Regions from separate parts of the Mus musculus genome. Here region 1 is linked to region 2. Evidence: chromatin loops called from intact Hi-C (ENCODE). Cell type or tissue: heart. All regions are shown on one strand.

The links. Peaks named below come from ENCODE experiments on the same cell type or tissue, not always from the same donor. Only the 100,000 strongest peaks of a DNase experiment are listed, where the experiment ranks them.
Region 1: a loop joins it to region 2, with 2.3 times the contacts of the local background. A loop is called at or near these places in 3 of 42 quality-filtered maps.

The regions. Positions count from the first base shown.
Region 1 is chr6:51,999,071-52,007,070 of GRCm38, reverse strand. It overlaps Skap2 (src family associated phosphoprotein 2), which reads left to right. Exons shown (of 13, transcript NM_018773.2): 2 at 3,316-3,421; 3 at 3,965-3,990. Among named protein-coding and RNA genes, the nearest start is that of Skap2, 9.5 kb to the left of the region's middle. In heart, a CTCF peak has its summit at 4,144 (motif pointing left); no DNase peak of the experiment used is centred here; H3K4me3 peaks cover 948 bases; H3K27me3 peaks cover 3,186 bases.
Region 2 is chr6:51,463,749-51,471,748 of GRCm38, reverse strand. It overlaps Hnrnpa2b1 (heterogeneous nuclear ribonucleoprotein A2/B1), which reads left to right and starts at 1,904. Exons shown (of 12, transcript NM_001374745.1): 1 at 1,904-2,078; 2 at 4,323-4,358; 3 at 4,454-4,564; 4 at 4,697-4,843; 5 at 5,044-5,254; 6 at 5,345-5,446; 7 at 5,527-5,607; 8 at 6,508-6,570; 9 at 7,202-7,321; 10 at 7,538-7,660. The coding sequence starts at 2,073. Cbx3 (chromobox 3) reads right to left here and starts at 1,133. Exons shown (of 6, transcript NM_007624.4): 1 at 1,010-1,133. In heart, a CTCF peak has its summit at 3,957; DNase peaks (open chromatin) are centred at 718, 1,728, 2,358 and 2,708; H3K4me3 peaks cover 5,107 bases; H3K27ac peaks cover 3,999 bases.

The DNA.
Region 1 (8,000 bases), 540 kb before region 2:
ACAAGGATTGCTGGGCTCTCAGAACACGTCATCTTTTCATTGTGTTTTCAGACCTTAACATTTATGGACAAAGCAGTTGTAAATCTGATCTGTCAGCTGCCTTGCCCCAGACTTTTACAGCTGTTCCCACTGGATGGCTTACTCTTGACAAAGTTAAGGTGTAACAGGAGCAAAAACTTACCACCCCGTTTACTGTGACCGAGATAACTTTTTCCTGTGGCTACCTTGCAGTTGATGCCCATGGGAGTGGAGGTGATGCTTCCGTTAGATGCAGGCTGTGTGACCTGCGGCCTTTGATGGTGCCCCATCGGTCTTTTGCGTTGGTGGCACCCTCTTTTCCAGGCCTTATTGGCATAAGCCCAGTAGCCGCCTCCCACCCCTCAATCCCGCTCTTTCGTGGCTGGCGCCCGTGGGTAAAATAAAACCTCTCTTTCGGAGAAAAAGGGAGTCTCAGTCCCTGGGCTTAGGGGCCAGCCTGCGCAGGCTGACCTTTTCCTGTAGTCAAATTACCAGTTCCCCGGAATTACAGAAAGGAGTCAGGGAAATCTACATATGAACAGGAGGACACGACCTCTAAAGGAAGGTAAAAAAGGGCCATGGCGGCTTGCTAGCTCACCGCGGCAGGCTATTTCACCATTTGCAGGGCTATTTAGAGCACAATAAAAAGCTTCAAATCTCTTTTCCAACCAGCCAGAGGAGCGCTTGATTTACCCAAGAGTTTTATTGCTGCCTTTTGAAATATTACTCTGGCTTTGAGGTACAAAGCCACAGATCCAGCCCCATTTGTCTAGCGTGGCTGTCCCAAACTCAGCTGCTCTGTGCCCAGCTCTCTGTTCCCAGCTACGTGGACAAGAGCCGGAGGTTTAAGGCAGGCTGGATTTGGGCTGGTTTCTGGGGGGCAAGGCTGGGGCACCCCAGGACAGCCTGGTCCGTGATCCCTGTTCCAGGGCTGGCAAAAGCGCCAGGGAGAAAAGTCGGCAAGCTGCGCAGTACCGCTATTGCTGCCAGCGCAGGCTGGCGTACTTCATCCGTTAGATCTGACTCACTGTATATTTTAAGACTTCAAAAGCTTAAATACCAACCAAGTCTATTGGCAACCAACAATCCAGATTATTGCAGCTTTTCCCAGCTAAAATTCTCGTTAAACACCACCCCCAGCAAAGCAGTTTGTTCCCTGTATCCTTCTGGAGAATTATCGAGAAAGCCAATGTTTGGAAAACTCGTCCTAACAGTAAAGCATTTTCTAGGAAAAAGCTTGGGAATAAATATATTAAACGTGTCGCTTTAAAAGTATAGACCTTTTCCATACCTAGGCCTCCCCTTGAGAAATTCGGGTTTTTCCTGCACTTTTTCAAAAAAACGTTTTCTCAAAATAGAGGGATGGGGTCCCATTTTCCAGACACATTGGGTAGGCTTTTAGGAAACAGCAAGTTGAACATGCAGCGTCTTTGTGGTGGTTTTCTGAGTTTTTATAAAACTGAAATGACCTTTTAAAGAAATAACTCGTGGGCAGTAATTTGTTCTGTTATTGCTTACGGAGATAGAAAATAGATCCTGTTTGTTTAAACTGGGATTGCATAATGAAAATGTAAAATAGGCAATTAAATACTCGTGGAAGAGGGAATTAAAGACAAACATTGAATGAAAATAACATTAAGCCGACTGTTCACCAGTCTATGTGTCTGTGAGTCTTGCAAGTATAGGGTGGGTTGGGGAGGGCTCGCTGCAGTAGCCTGCTACTTCTTGTCCACTTTTAAAAAGTTACTGTATGGATGGATACTAGGGAAGCCAATGATCTCTTTCAGCTACAGTCGGCTTGTCCAGAGGTGGCCTGCTCCTACTCCTGTGGGTAGAAGCTGCTGCTTCAAGTTTTACTCTTTTGAACCCACATGAGAATTTGTCCCAGGTCTGCTGACCTCTGCCTCTGCCTCTGCCTCTTTCCTCCATATTTTAGGGGCCACAGAAGGAAAGAGGAGCCAGGACATTTTGCTTTCATTTCGTTTGATACTTACTTTTAACATATACTTGCTGTTAAGAGATTGTTTCATGTTTTAATCTTATTTTTTCCTTGTATTATTGGCTTAGCAAAAAAATATGCGTTTATTGTGAGTCTGTAACAGCTTCATCCATGTTCCTCATTGGAGCAAAATACTTTCTATAATCAGGAATTTAAAATTGATTAGATTCTAGGTTATATAGTAGGTTTTAAATGGTTAAATATGAATACAATTGAGATTATTGCACTTTTTAGTACTTATGTGTAATATTACATTTTGATCTTTTTATCACTGTAAGTTAGGAGACAAAGTCGTTAGGGAAAAAGAAAGTAAGTCACACATCTTTCTGGTGTGGGCTGTGGGTGATTTGTCTAACATTTTAATGTAATTCTCTAAGAGATATTTTAAAGTGAGCCATGAAATTCTGAAAATAAAATATGTGTCAGTAAGCTATCCAATATTTTATGAACAATAATAATGGATGTCTAGGAGTCAAAGCAGCAAAGACTTCGTGGAACTTTATAGGAGAGGAGTCAGCCAACACAATATTTAGGAGTTTACTGAAATTTCAGAAGAGGCTGTGGGAAATGTTATACAAAGCTATATTTGGACTCTGTATTTTTTCATAGTAGAAGAACCCATTTTTCTCACTTCTCTATTCAACTATGGTATTCCAGGTAGCTAAGAGCAGGGTGGGAAGCAAAGGACAACTGGGTGTCTTCTCACTTGAGGGTAGCCAGCATGGGTGGGGCAGGTAGCAAGGAGGAGGATAGTTTTTGAGAATCTTGATTAGGAAAAAAAGGGGATTAATTTTTTCTTCTAAGCATTAGATATTATGTGTTCCTGAAAATAGATGATACTGGGGAAAGCAAAGTGCTATCAGAGGCTTTTAGCTTATCTTTATAAAATGCTGTGACTGGTTCTTAGGGCAACTTAAAAAATAATTATAAAGCGACAGTAGCACGCGCATAAAAGCTTTCCGCTTGCTTTGCAGAAGAGAATTTGTGTTATGGGTCATGGTAGTTTATTAAAACTTGTGTGTTTCTTCCTAGTTTAATGATGTCAAACATCCGAATAGCATGTGCTGTGCTAAGCATGCGTACAATATACAGATTTTATTTAGCTAAGTGGTGAACTGATTTGTCCAACTTAGTTTTTTAACTGTACTTCAACTGCTATGCTTTGGACTGATAAATAACTACCATAGATTGCACAGATATTAACACTTAAGTGTAGAAACAATCACTGACCTATTTGTCTTCACACAGAAAGGTTCTTTTCTATAATTTGTATACTGTTTTTATATTTCATGGTTTAGATGTTGAAACATTTGTGGCAGACACACTGAAAGGAGAAAATTTATCCAAGAAAGCCAAGGAAAAGAGAGAATCTCTCATTAAGAAGATAAAAGATGTAAAGTCTGTGTAAGTCATTTGCCTTTTATTACTACTTGGAAATAACTCTGTAATTAATGTTTATTATGGAGTTAAGTTTTGTGTTCTGGTTTATTAATGTTAAGTACTTTTAAAGGACAGAATATATTTCCACTATAATATTTTCAAATGTAGATAATCCTTTTTGTTGATTATTATATATTTTTTTCTAAGTATGCTAGCAAAATGCTAAGCATTTATTTTGAACATCTGAGGACATATTTGGAAATTTTAATATCTATGTGGAAAATACCCCAGACTTTGAAAAAGAAAATCCTTTAAATGTTTAGTGCATTGATTAAGTAAACAAATAAATTAATAAAGATAATAAAGATATGTTCTATTATTAGGTCTTGATAAAAATTCTTTTTTTACATACTTAATTGTATGTATTATGACTCTGTAAGCCTTTAGGAATTGTCATTTCAGGACAGAAAATGTTTTTTTTTCTAGATGTATGTTTGTAATACAGAGTTTGGATTTGAAATATTGTTACTAATTAGACCTTGCCTTGATTTTTCTTTATTTTTGCAGCTATCTTCAGGAATTTCAAGACAAAGGTAAATTTCAAATCTTAAATAATTTTCTTTGGTGGAGATTTTGAAAAGGGTAGTCTCACCGTTCTGAAATTTTATAGTTGGAATCAAAATTTTAAGTTCCATGGTATGTGTTTAGACCTTCAAGATGAGAGTGCTAGCTCCCCCTGCTGAGAGGAATATTGAGAAACGGATCTAGAATTCTCTGTGTAGAATCCTAGTCTTAGGTCCTGTTTGTTAGCGGTAGGAATCGAAGTACAGGCATGCCCTTACAGCTCCGCCAGGGCTCAGCTGACCCCAGCGAGCTGTCACCTCTTGCCCTCTCACACAACAGGGATTGTCTTACGGGGTGCAGGTGCTTTGGGATTTTGTGGCATTGGAGATGGAACACAGGATTGTCACGTGCTAAGCAAGACACTCCCATGAGCTATAGGTCATGATTTTAAAGGATGGGTAAAAACTGGTACGAATTTTATTTGACAGGATAAATAAATGCCAATCTTTATTTTGGTTCTTTTGTTTGGAATAAATGTGTATTTTAGACGTTGTTAGAGATGGGCATTTGGTTTCATTGTTTTTGAGGTATGCGGTAGTGCTGGCGAGCTGACAGATTTCCTTTAGACTTGAGACACTTGCTCAGCACTGGAGCTTCCAGGTTCTTCACAGTTTGAGTCCTTTGAGAGGACCTGCACACTGTCCTTCTCTCTAAGGTGCTAATTCACTCTCATGGCCTTCAGCTTGTGAAGGTTAGTATGACGATAACAACGTGAGGTCCCCTAATCTGTGGAACTAGTTTCTAAGTCTGGACAAGAAAATAGTGTGGCACCTTCTAACTGGGTCCTAACATTAATCCCCCGTCTGAGCTGTCAGCAGTGAGAGGCCAGCCACAGCTTTTAGGACACCAAGTTCTTAGCCCCACACAGCCTCAGTTTCAAGGCAGTTAACAGTTTCTTTCACAGTCCCTTGTCAGGATCGGTGTGATCCAAGTGAGCTAAGAGAAGCTTTGCCATACTAAAATGCAGACAAGAGCAGGCAAAGTCTCCTCCTTCCTAGTCCTTGCAGTTGTGTGCCTCAGGGAGTCTTAAACTTGGCCTTAATCCTATTGCATTTACCTAGGTGAATGCACAAATGGGCTTATACATTTTGATGATGATTTTTTAAAAATATAATACATTATTTGTGAGGAAATAATAGATACCAGGTCTTACCTCTTCTTAAAAGGCGTATATTGTTGCACTGAGTATTTGCTGAACTCTCATTGTGGCTTAATTATTTGGACATTAAACAATTTTAAGCTAAGAAGGCATGGTAATGGGAAGCCATTGTATAATTGCAAGCTTTCCCTTTGGGATTCTGTTTTAGAACTTGTTCAGGTGTGTGGATATTAAAATTACATTACTGAGATACATTCTTTGTCTCCAAAGAGTATGGAAGTTTATACAGTATTTGATAGAAATTGAAAAATGAGCTTAGAATAAGAGTTCAAATAATGTGGAATTCAGAGATTTCCCCATAATCATTTGCCTCTGAATAAGTCATTTGCAGCTCAATACTGCTGAATTGAGTTAACTAATCACTGAGAGCGCCTGCACAAAGTAAGCCTGTGGATAAATTAGATGTATACCTTGGAGAAATATGAGAAGCTGAGTAATTTTATGCCATCACACCCTCACAATATATTTAGTTTTGTTCTAAAAAGACTATTTTCTAGCCTATTAGGACTAGTAAAGGACACAGATTTAATGGTTGCAAAGTGGTTACCCAGCATGCATCTTTTTTCAAAAGATCTCTACTCTGTGAGCATAGATTCCCCATTGAGTTTTGTCAAGTTGTAACTTTAGAATAATCATCAGTTGTTTATCTAAATGCCTTCATTTTTAGTAAAAAAAGGATTTGAATTTAGACAGAAAACAGTGAGCTTGGTATAGTCCCTGTTATTCATTAGAAACACTGCCTCTTCATAAGGTCCCCGTGACTCTGGAACTCTTGAGCAAGATGGGTAACTAATGCTACTATCATAGTTGCAATATATCCTGACACTGTCGGGTGCTCTCCTGAACCCTAACCCTGTAGGCTCCAGGTCTTTGTGTACTGGAATTATGTTATATGATAAAAAAAATTTTTTTTGAGACAGCATCCCTTTTTGTATTCTAGGCCAGCCTCTAGCTCAGGATTTTTCTGCCTCTGCCTCCCAAGAGCTGGGATCATGGATGTACACCATCCTACCCATAATACATAATTATTTTATAATTGTTCTCTGTCACAGTTCTCTTAAAGTGACTTAAAATAGTTATTTTTGCAGTTACCACATTACTATTTTTGTAAAGACTATTATTAATCATTAGCTAGAGTTTTCTAATACATATTAGGCTTACCACAAAGAGTTAAATTTTTACCTTGTATTAGTGTTAGTACTGATTTAGGTATTGCTTCCTTTATAGATTTATCAGAAGAAGGTAACGTAACACATAGTAGATATTCAGTAAGTCCTTCTCAGTGTATTTCTCTATTGTGACTTTATTGTTCAAGAGGATTGAAGTTAGTCTTGATTCAGAAGTTCAGTTTTGAAAGAAGTTTTTAGAAATGTCTAAGTCATTTAAAAAGTAGGTATTAAATGGTACACCATTTCAAGAGAATAAGTTTCAAATTTGTAGTTATTGGAATCTAGATTTTTTTTTATCCCCCTGCCTTTGGCTCTTCCTGTGCTGGGCCAGCATAGACATGTACTCTGGCCGAGCCCTTGCGCTGGGCCAGCATCTAGTTTTTAAATGGGATTGCTTTAGATGCAGCAGCTTTGGTCCCTTTCCCTCTAACTGTGAAAAACAATTAATAGATTTTTGTCCTTACAACTCTATCAGTATTGTTAAATATGCACAGATTTATTTAGAAAGCAATTTCCTTTGACCTTCTCGTTTGTATTATCTAAGCTTATTAGTGGGCCACTTTGTAAAAATAGCAAGACTGTTAGGTAAGAGGGGATATATTTTAGTTTGTCCTAGTGGAGTCTTCAGACTAATGGAAGAGTCAGTCTTTGGGTTTAATTTCCTAACATAGTATATTCTCAATTGAAACTTAACTCCATAATGAAATCTGAGCAAATTAAACTCAAGGAGTTCCATTTCGCCCCTCCTGTCTCCCTCCCTCCCTCCCTCCCCATGCTTGTACAAGGGTGTTAAAGCATGTTTGAGATAATGGGGCCGGTAATGGTAGGAGCCTGTTTCCAAGGTAGTCCCGGAGAAATGATGCCCTTATTTTGAATCTCTGCCTCAGTTTGGTGTGAGTTATGTTTATTGTTTGTTGGCTCTAAGTTGGCCTTCTAAGAATGAGAGGAAAATCTTACTTGTGTCATTCAGTGTTTTAGGAACTAAGCTTCCTTTAAGAAATTACAGAGTAAATGCATGAATTTATATGTTTATTATGTATTAGTACTGGAGAAATCAGATTGGTCAAATGAACAGATTTAGAAATTAATTTGTTCTCACTTGGAGTTATCTCTCCAAATTTTGTCCTCGATGCTCTGTGTGAAGGAACAATTATTCTCTAAATAATATGTTAGTTATAATTTTCTTTAAGTTAACAGTTATACAAATTTATGAAGTACAAGTAACATTTCAATATGTATACAAATTAGACTGTAAATTATAGGTATATTTGGCTGATTATCTGATTATGTTTAAAATCGGACTTTATTTAACAAAATAAGCAACAAATTGGGCAGAATGCCTGCAGTGGTGGTGGAGCTCATGCCTGCGCTGTCACTGTTGGCTGCATCTCTAGGCATTTAGGAAAATGGTAATTGATTATAAGCCCTGTGAAAAGGGGTGGCTAGCAGTATTATAAATTTCAAAATAGTTACCAGGGACCTGTGCTGCTGTGGTGCGATGAAGCCTGGAAGGTGCCACTAAAACGCTGGGAAGGGGAGCCTTGGATCATTGTCTTTTAGATGGTTAACTTTGTATCGTTAATTAAACTTTTGAAAGTTGTGGGATAAATCAAATGCTTTTCTAGGGAAACAAGAAACAGTATTAATGAGC
Region 2 (8,000 bases):
GTGTGGATTTCAACATGTAAATTTCGGGTAAAAATGCAGGAAAACAGTTGAGTTCCCGTGTTATTAGTATGTTACTAATAATTTCAGTATGTTAGTGAAAATAATCTTACTAAAACACTGGTACCTCAGACAACTTTACATGGTGAGGATTGTTACTTTCCCAATCCATATAGAATTTTAACAATTTTAGTGTTTATTTTGGATGAAAGGAAATGACTATCTTTTGTTAGCAAATTACCATAAGATCTTTTTCTTTAGATTTCTGAATACTCCAAGGAGCTCATATAATTCCATCCTTATTTTTTCAGAGGCCCTCCCTGTTCAATCACGGTATAAAAAAAGGAACACATTAAGATGTCCCAGTCCTATTTTCTGGCTTTTTTTTTCCGGGGGTGGTGGTGCGGTAATCACTCTCTATAGTCCAGTCTGGGCTTCAACGCCTGGCAATCCCCAGCCTCAAGCTCCCAAGTACTGTCCTGATAAGGATAGAAGGAGTCGACCTCCTTCACGCTCCCCTCCGAGGAGGGCTCCTTCCCAGCTCCATTCCCCGGTCGGGAGCCCGTCCCCCACCCGAGAGCGCGGGCCTCGTGGTCAGCGCCTCCGCGGGGAGAAACAAAGGCGGCGGCGGGGGCTCAAGGGCACTGCGCCACGGGCCCGCGCCTCCCCCATCCGGCGGCGGCCACGTAGCCGGGAGCGCGCCGCAGCCCGGAGCCTCGGGCCTCGCAGCTGCAGAGCCTGAACCGCTCTCTCCCTGCGGGCCTGCGACGAGGCTGGGGGAGGGGAGGCCCGCGCTTTGTCTGGAGTCTCGGTAGCTGTCATCCGGCTCCCACCCTCATGCACAATTGTCCCATCTCCCCCACGCACCGGCGCGGCGCCCGCCTCAGCGAGGCCCCAGCCGGTTTCCCGCAGCCCGCGGCCCACGGGGCTCGCAGCCTCCCCGCAAGCTCGGACGCACGGAGCATCCTAAACCCCACCACACGCAAGATCGAAAAAAAGCAAAGGCACGAACTTCACCGCTCCGATGCTCAGGGCCGCGGATCCTGCAGAGTCTCCCGCCTGCGCGCTTCGGTTCAGCCACATCCGAGGGGAGGGGGCGCGGGCAGCTCCGCCGGGGGGGAGGGGGAGCACCGCCCACGCCCTGGCCGCGCGGGGCCCGCCGGGAACGCGTCCTGCGGGGGGCGGCGCGCGCAATGCTCACCGTCCGCGGCGTGGCGCCCAGGGGGTCTCCTGGCTGGGGGGAGGGGGGGGAAGGCGGGCAGGAAGGACCGCGGAGGCCTCTCTGCGTCTCGGAGCGCGCCAAAGCGGGGCTCCACCCACCTCCTTGCCCGGATCTTGAAGGCCGGGGAGATAAACAGCGGGGTTCTTTAAGCACCACCTCTCACTAGGCGCGGGATCCCAAGGCTTGTGGCATCCGGGGTGGTACTTGGACTAAAAGTCCTTCTGGGAGGGACCGAGTGAGAACCCCTTTGGGACGTGTAGAAATATTTGTGTGGTTCGAGAATATTTGTGCGGACGGGCTTGGCAAAGGCGTAGCTGCAGAGAGCACGCTTGGGTGGAGAGGGCCGCACGCCCCAGCGCCGGCCTAAGCCCCTCCCGACGGCGTTATTTCAAACTGCGCGACCGTTTCTCCGCTCCCTACGCGGAGGTGGGGGCCGGACCTAGTTCCGGACGTAGTAACACGCCGAGCGCGAGCCTTCCGCAATTCACGGAACACAGTTGCGCAAGTGATGTAAAGCAGTCCCGCTGTACCTAAAGGGGGAGTGTCACGTACTTGGCGTAAGGAGAGTGTAGGCCCTTCCCGCCATTGGCGGCGGTTAGGGCGTTTACGTAACGGCGTGACGTAAGCGGAGACGCGTTAGTGGGGGGAAGGTTCTAGAAAAGCGGCGGTCTCGGCTCCAGCGGCAGTAGCAGCGGCGCCGGTCCCGTGTGCAGGAGCTCCTTTGCGGCCCAGTTTCTTGGCCATCGCCTGCTCTCCCCACAGCGCCAGGACGAGTCCCGTGCGCGTCCGTCCGCGGAGGTCTTTCTCATCTCGCTCGGCTGCGGGAAATCGGGCTGAAGCGACTGAGTCCGCGATGGAGGTAACGGGTTTGAAATCAATGAGTTATTAAAAATGGCATGGCGAGGCCGTAGGCACCGCAATGGAAACCGGCCACCCGCCTCCGTGGTCCGGCGGAGGGGATGCGGCCACTCGAGTGGCGGTTGGCCTTGGCGAGTTTCTGAGGGGTCGTTGGAGGAGGCCTCTGATTGTCCGACCGCCTTCCCCGCCCTCAGCCGCCCGGCGCCATTTCCCTCAGTTGGGGTGGGGGATGGGAAGTGCCCGCCGCGACCGGGCTGGACCGCTAAAGTAGCGCGTGAGCGGGCCATCGCTGGCCTTTCGATGTGCGCGGGCCTAGGGGCTCGGTTGTGTTCGCGGCGGAACGTTTCTGGGGCCCCCCCGGCTTCCCGGAGCGAGTCTGCGAAGCTTCCCCTCCCCCCTCTCCCGGGAACCGGATTTGGCGGCCGCCATTTTCCCGTCTCCTTCCTCGCCACGATTTTGCTTTCAACGCTTTAGGTTTACTAGTTTGGTTTTCTTTTTTCACCACTGCGTAGACGTGTTTAGCGATTTTCCTTTCTTTTGGAAGTCTTCATACCGTTTCGAGGTGGATTTAGCGTTTTGAGCTTGGGTCTTCAGCGTCCTGCGCACCTCGCTAAAGGCTCTCTGCCTTCCCCTCGACGAAATGGCGCCATTGCTTTCTGAAGCCACCGAGGCGCGGGGTGGGGGCGGGGTGGCGGCGCTCCACGAGCTTTACTGGAACAGGCAGAGAGAACGTAGTACAACCGAGGCCTGGGCGGGTGGCTGAAGGCAGCGTCGCTGCAAAGAGACCGTTTTATTTTTCATAATACGTAAGATTACGGGTGCTGTAGTAAAGCACTTGAGCATTAGTATAGTAGGAGGAAGTCAAAGTGGAAAAAATGGGAGCGCTCATCAGGAAGCTAGGGAGGCTATGTTGAGTGCAGGGTTACTTTCCTTTTATTGCAGAACTTTTATCTGCTTAAAGGATCCTCGGATCGAAATAATTCAAATTATAAGCATTTTTAAGGGAATCTTCGAATTTGTTGGTAAAGTCAACGGATCCTTAGCACGTGGTGTTCACTTTAAGGAAGTGAAATAGCTGACTTTTCATAGTTAGCCTTCGCTTAAAGCCTGGTTCAGTGGACGAAAATCCACGTCCTGGCTATATAAAAACTTAGTTTGGGGTCACAGTGTTTGAGCGTGGTCATTCGGTTTTTTTATTTTTTATTTGTTTGAAATTATGATGCATCATTACACTGATAAGCATTAGCTTTCGAATTGAAAGGGGTCTCCTTGGTTATTTTCTTTGACTCTAAGCACACTTATAAATAAAATAACCTTGTTTATAATCGATAGTGGACGTCTGGTAAGTTTGGAAAAAACCCGAGGTAAGTAAAGAGCTTTTGCTTTCGTTAGTGATATGAAAAAACAAGGTGTATTTAATACTTGCAACTTAGTTTAAGGAAAGCCAATTTACTGACATTTTAGTAGAGCTACCAGAAACACTATTTGGAGTCCTGATTAAGGCTTTTGTAACTATTTTGACTATTTAAAACAATTTTGGTCGTTTTTATTAAACATTTCAAAACCTAAAAATTGTAAACATTGGCTTTTTGAGCACATTTTGGAGAAACTTACAAATTTAGGCTATACAGTAAAATAACGGATTTGTTTTATAATTTTGCTTTTTCATTTCGTTGTGCAGTCATAGGTCCTGGATAGTATGACCTAATTTATGAACATCTTGATAAGTTTTTGTACTTAGCTATTGGAAAGCCAGTATTAAGTGCCTGACAAAACCAGATTTAAGGTGATATCTGGAGTTTCAGCATTCTTCATGGAGCTTGTTTCAGAGTTGCAGGATTTTTTTTTTTCATCTTGAGATACTTACAATTAACACCAGAGGGGGCAGCTCAGGGAAAAGCAAATATGCCACTTTTCAGAAACTGAATCTTGGAAGTGGTGAATTTGGAAACAGGTTTTTTAAATTTTTTTTAAATCTAAAAAGTAGTAAATTTTGGACTTGGGTTGTAGAATTTAATGAATTACAAAAGAATTCTTTAATACCCTTTAAATGACCTAAGAGCTGGGTATGGTTTTTCTGAATTTTTTTGAAGAAAATCTAAGAAAGTTTACGTGAATTAGAAGTTAGATCGAATATTAGTGACTTTGAAACTTGTATAGCTCAGGCAATTTTTGGTGTAACACAACTAATATGCAGTTTAACATATGGTTTAAATTTGATGTAAGTTTTTTTTCTCCCCCCCAGAAAACTTTAGAAACTGTTCCTTTGGAGAGGAAAAAGGTACTCTACCAGCAGGTCACCTCATATTTAAGAATTTAATTTCCTGCATACAAAGAAAGTGTAAATAAAAATTGAAATGGTATTTCCCTTTGCAGAGAGAAAAGGAACAGTTCCGAAAGCTCTTTATTGGTGGCTTAAGCTTTGAAACCACAGAAGAAAGTTTGAGAAACTACTATGAGCAATGGGGAAAGCTCACAGACTGTGTGGTACGTACGTTAACTCTGAAAGTCTGGCTGTATGTTTGGGTGTGAATACTAGGGAATACCAGTATCAATACATTCTAATTTATATTGCTACCTAATGCCGGGAAATTAAATGCTTATCTTTTGGATTTAAAGGTTATGCGGGATCCTGCAAGCAAAAGATCAAGAGGATTTGGCTTTGTAACTTTCTCATCCATGGCCGAGGTTGACGCTGCCATGGCTGCAAGGCCCCATTCCATTGATGGCAGGGTAGTTGAGCCAAAACGTGCTGTAGCAAGAGAGGTAAGGAAAACCCAAACACATTGATCTCCTTTCTTGTACTGTTTTTTTTTTTTTTTGTTTTGTTTTTTTTTGGGTACATGTTATTCCAAGACCAACCTCTTAAAACCTATTATCTGGAGGAATTCGTCCTAAGATGTACAAATACAAGTTAGATGTAATCAAGGTTTTTTTCTGTCAGGATAACTTTGTAATTATTGCAGGAGTCTGGAAAACCAGGAGCCCATGTGACTGTGAAGAAGCTGTTTGTTGGTGGAATTAAGGAAGATACTGAGGAACACCACCTTAGAGATTACTTTGAAGAGTATGGAAAAATTGATACTATTGAAATAATTACCGATAGGCAGTCTGGAAAGAAAAGAGGCTTTGGCTTTGTTACTTTTGATGACCATGATCCTGTGGATAAAATTGTCTGTAAGTGTCTGTTCATGAGGTGTGCTTTGTATAAAAAAATGTTGCTTACATTATAGGAATTGCTTACTGTTGGTATTGTTTTTATTCCAGTGCAAAAATATCACACCATAAATGGTCACAATGCAGAAGTTAGAAAGGCATTGTCTAGACAAGAAATGCAGGAAGTCCAAAGTTCTAGGAGTGGAAGAGGAGGTAATGTTATTTATTTATGTGTGTATGTATGTATATGTGATTGTCTTGTTCTTGCTGCTAATTAGATTACTATGTTCTAGGAAACTTTGGTTTTGGGGATTCTCGTGGTGGCGGTGGCAATTTTGGACCAGGACCAGGAAGCAACTTTAGGGGGGGATCTGGTAAGTTTGTTTCTTAAGGGTGTGATTGCATTTTGAATAGAATGTCTTCAGTGAGATAAATTTTGCAGTTAGCCTGTAGTGTGTAGTGCGAGAAAGAAAGGAGACCCTGTGCTCAGACAAGGTTAAGATGTTGCCCTCTGACCACCATCATGTAAACTGATTCATGTAGTGTACTCATGCTTTGTCAACACACCAATAAGGTTAAAATTTTTTAAAGCAGTTCTAAACTGCTGGATGTTGTTAGCATAGGCCTGAGCTCTCAGCATTCTGGAAATGGACAGAGAGTATGGGATATATATAAGTAAGACACTTTCAAAAAGAGCCAAAAGAAATAGCAGGGTCCTAAAGGCTCACAGGAATCAGCTACGTGTACACACATTGGAAATTATGAGGAAATTATGACCTGAATATAGGTTACACATGATGAGCATATATAGTGCTTAGCATGCACTTAGCCCAAGGATGAATCCGAAAACCAGACAAGATAACCTGCAACTTTAGTAGTAATTGGTAACAAGCTGCAGGATGATTAAAGAAAAAGGTCACACACATAGATGTACATTGAATTTAAGGCAAGCTAAGGCTATAAGTCCCTGTCTAAAAATGCTGTCAGAAGTGTTTTTAGGTTCAGTTTATATAAATGAATGTGGTGTGGTATGATAAAACTTTGTATACTTTCTTCGTTTTAAGAAAGTTGAGTTTGAAGTAAGGCTTTCTGATAGGTCTAAACTTAGTATTAATAAAAATGTGTTGCCTTGGTAGTAGAGTTGAATTAATATTACACCCTCCTTCCCTCAATGTCCCCAACAAATCAACTAGTGAGATCCCAGTCATCATCATTCCGGGATAGATACTAATGTGGAGAAAATTAAGTTTAATTTTACTACTTTTTATAAACAGATGGATACGGAAGTGGACGTGGATTTGGGGATGGCTATAATGGGTATGGAGGAGGACCTGGAGGTTAGTTTTAATTAAATTTTGATTTATGTATCTTGATATATTTAATAACATTGCATTTGGTGCTTGGTTAAATTTGTATATCACTTGTTTTGCCTAACAAAGTGGTTATTTGGCTTTGGAAGGTGATTGTTTTTTTTGAGTTATTAACAAATTTGCCTAACTACTGTACCAGTGTAAAATTGTGAGTTTCATCTCATAAAACTTAAAATTATTTAGGTGAGGAGTTCCTGTGCATTGTAGAAAAAAAAGCTAGAATATTGGAATTGGAATATGGTGTGATATGGGATAATACAAGTTACCAATATTAGGAGCTCTCTCTTAGATAGTCCTGGGTTTCATGTAGTCCATATTGGCTTTAAATGCAGGTCTGCCTGCCAGAGTTTCTTCCTCAAAACTACAAAGCATATGAATTTGAAATACTTAGCAATTCAAAGGAGAGTTCTGGGATCTTAAGTTGCTTTATGTGTTTACCCAAGGATAGGTATTTACTTTGCCTTGGAGTCTATTCTAGAATAGACTTTATATAACAAATATCTTATGTGTTTTGAAAAACCAGAAATGAGTGTAATAGAGACAATTCAAATGGAATTGAAAAATTTAAGCAATTACTTAAAGGCTTATTTTATAATAGGTGGCAATTTTGGAGGTAGCCCTGGTTATGGAGGAGGAAGAGGAGGATATGGTGGTGGAGGACCTGGATATGGCAACCAGGGTGGGGGCTACGGAGGTGGTTATGACAACTATGGAGGAGGTAATAAATTCATCTACAACCTTTATGTTGGAATTTGGATTAGAATTAATGACATTTATTTTACTGTCGATTAGATAGATTTCTTAAATTGTAGGATTATAGATAGGTATTGTGTACTTTTGTTTTGGAAAATATTTGTCTTAAAAATTAAACATTAGTTTGGCTTCGATGCTTGTATTTTTCAGAGGTTTAGCTGGTATTCCAATTCTTTTACAGGAAATTATGGAAGTGGAAGTTACAATGATTTTGGAAATTATAACCAGCAGCCTTCTAACTATGGTCCAATGAAGAGTGGAAACTTTGGGGGTAGCAGGAACATGGGAGGACCATATGGTGGAGGTAATTATTAAACACAGTTCTTCTGGGTGATTGGGAAGTCATGGAAGTCCATACAGTTCTGCATCTCAGAAAGCGAGGAATCTAATAGATGCTAGCTAAGGAGAGTGTCCTCGTGTAACTGTTAAATGATTTTTGTTGGTAGTATGGGTTGGAGGGGCATTGTTTTTAGATAGGGTCTCTTATTCTAGGATTTCTACCACACCCAATTTAGTGATTAGCTCTTGAATTTAGCAATCATTTTACTCCCAGTAATCCTGGCAATGGGGAGATGGAGATCATGTTTTTCAGTCTTCCTTGTCCTTCATATGAAATCATGTCTCAAATATGCTCTGCCATTTAG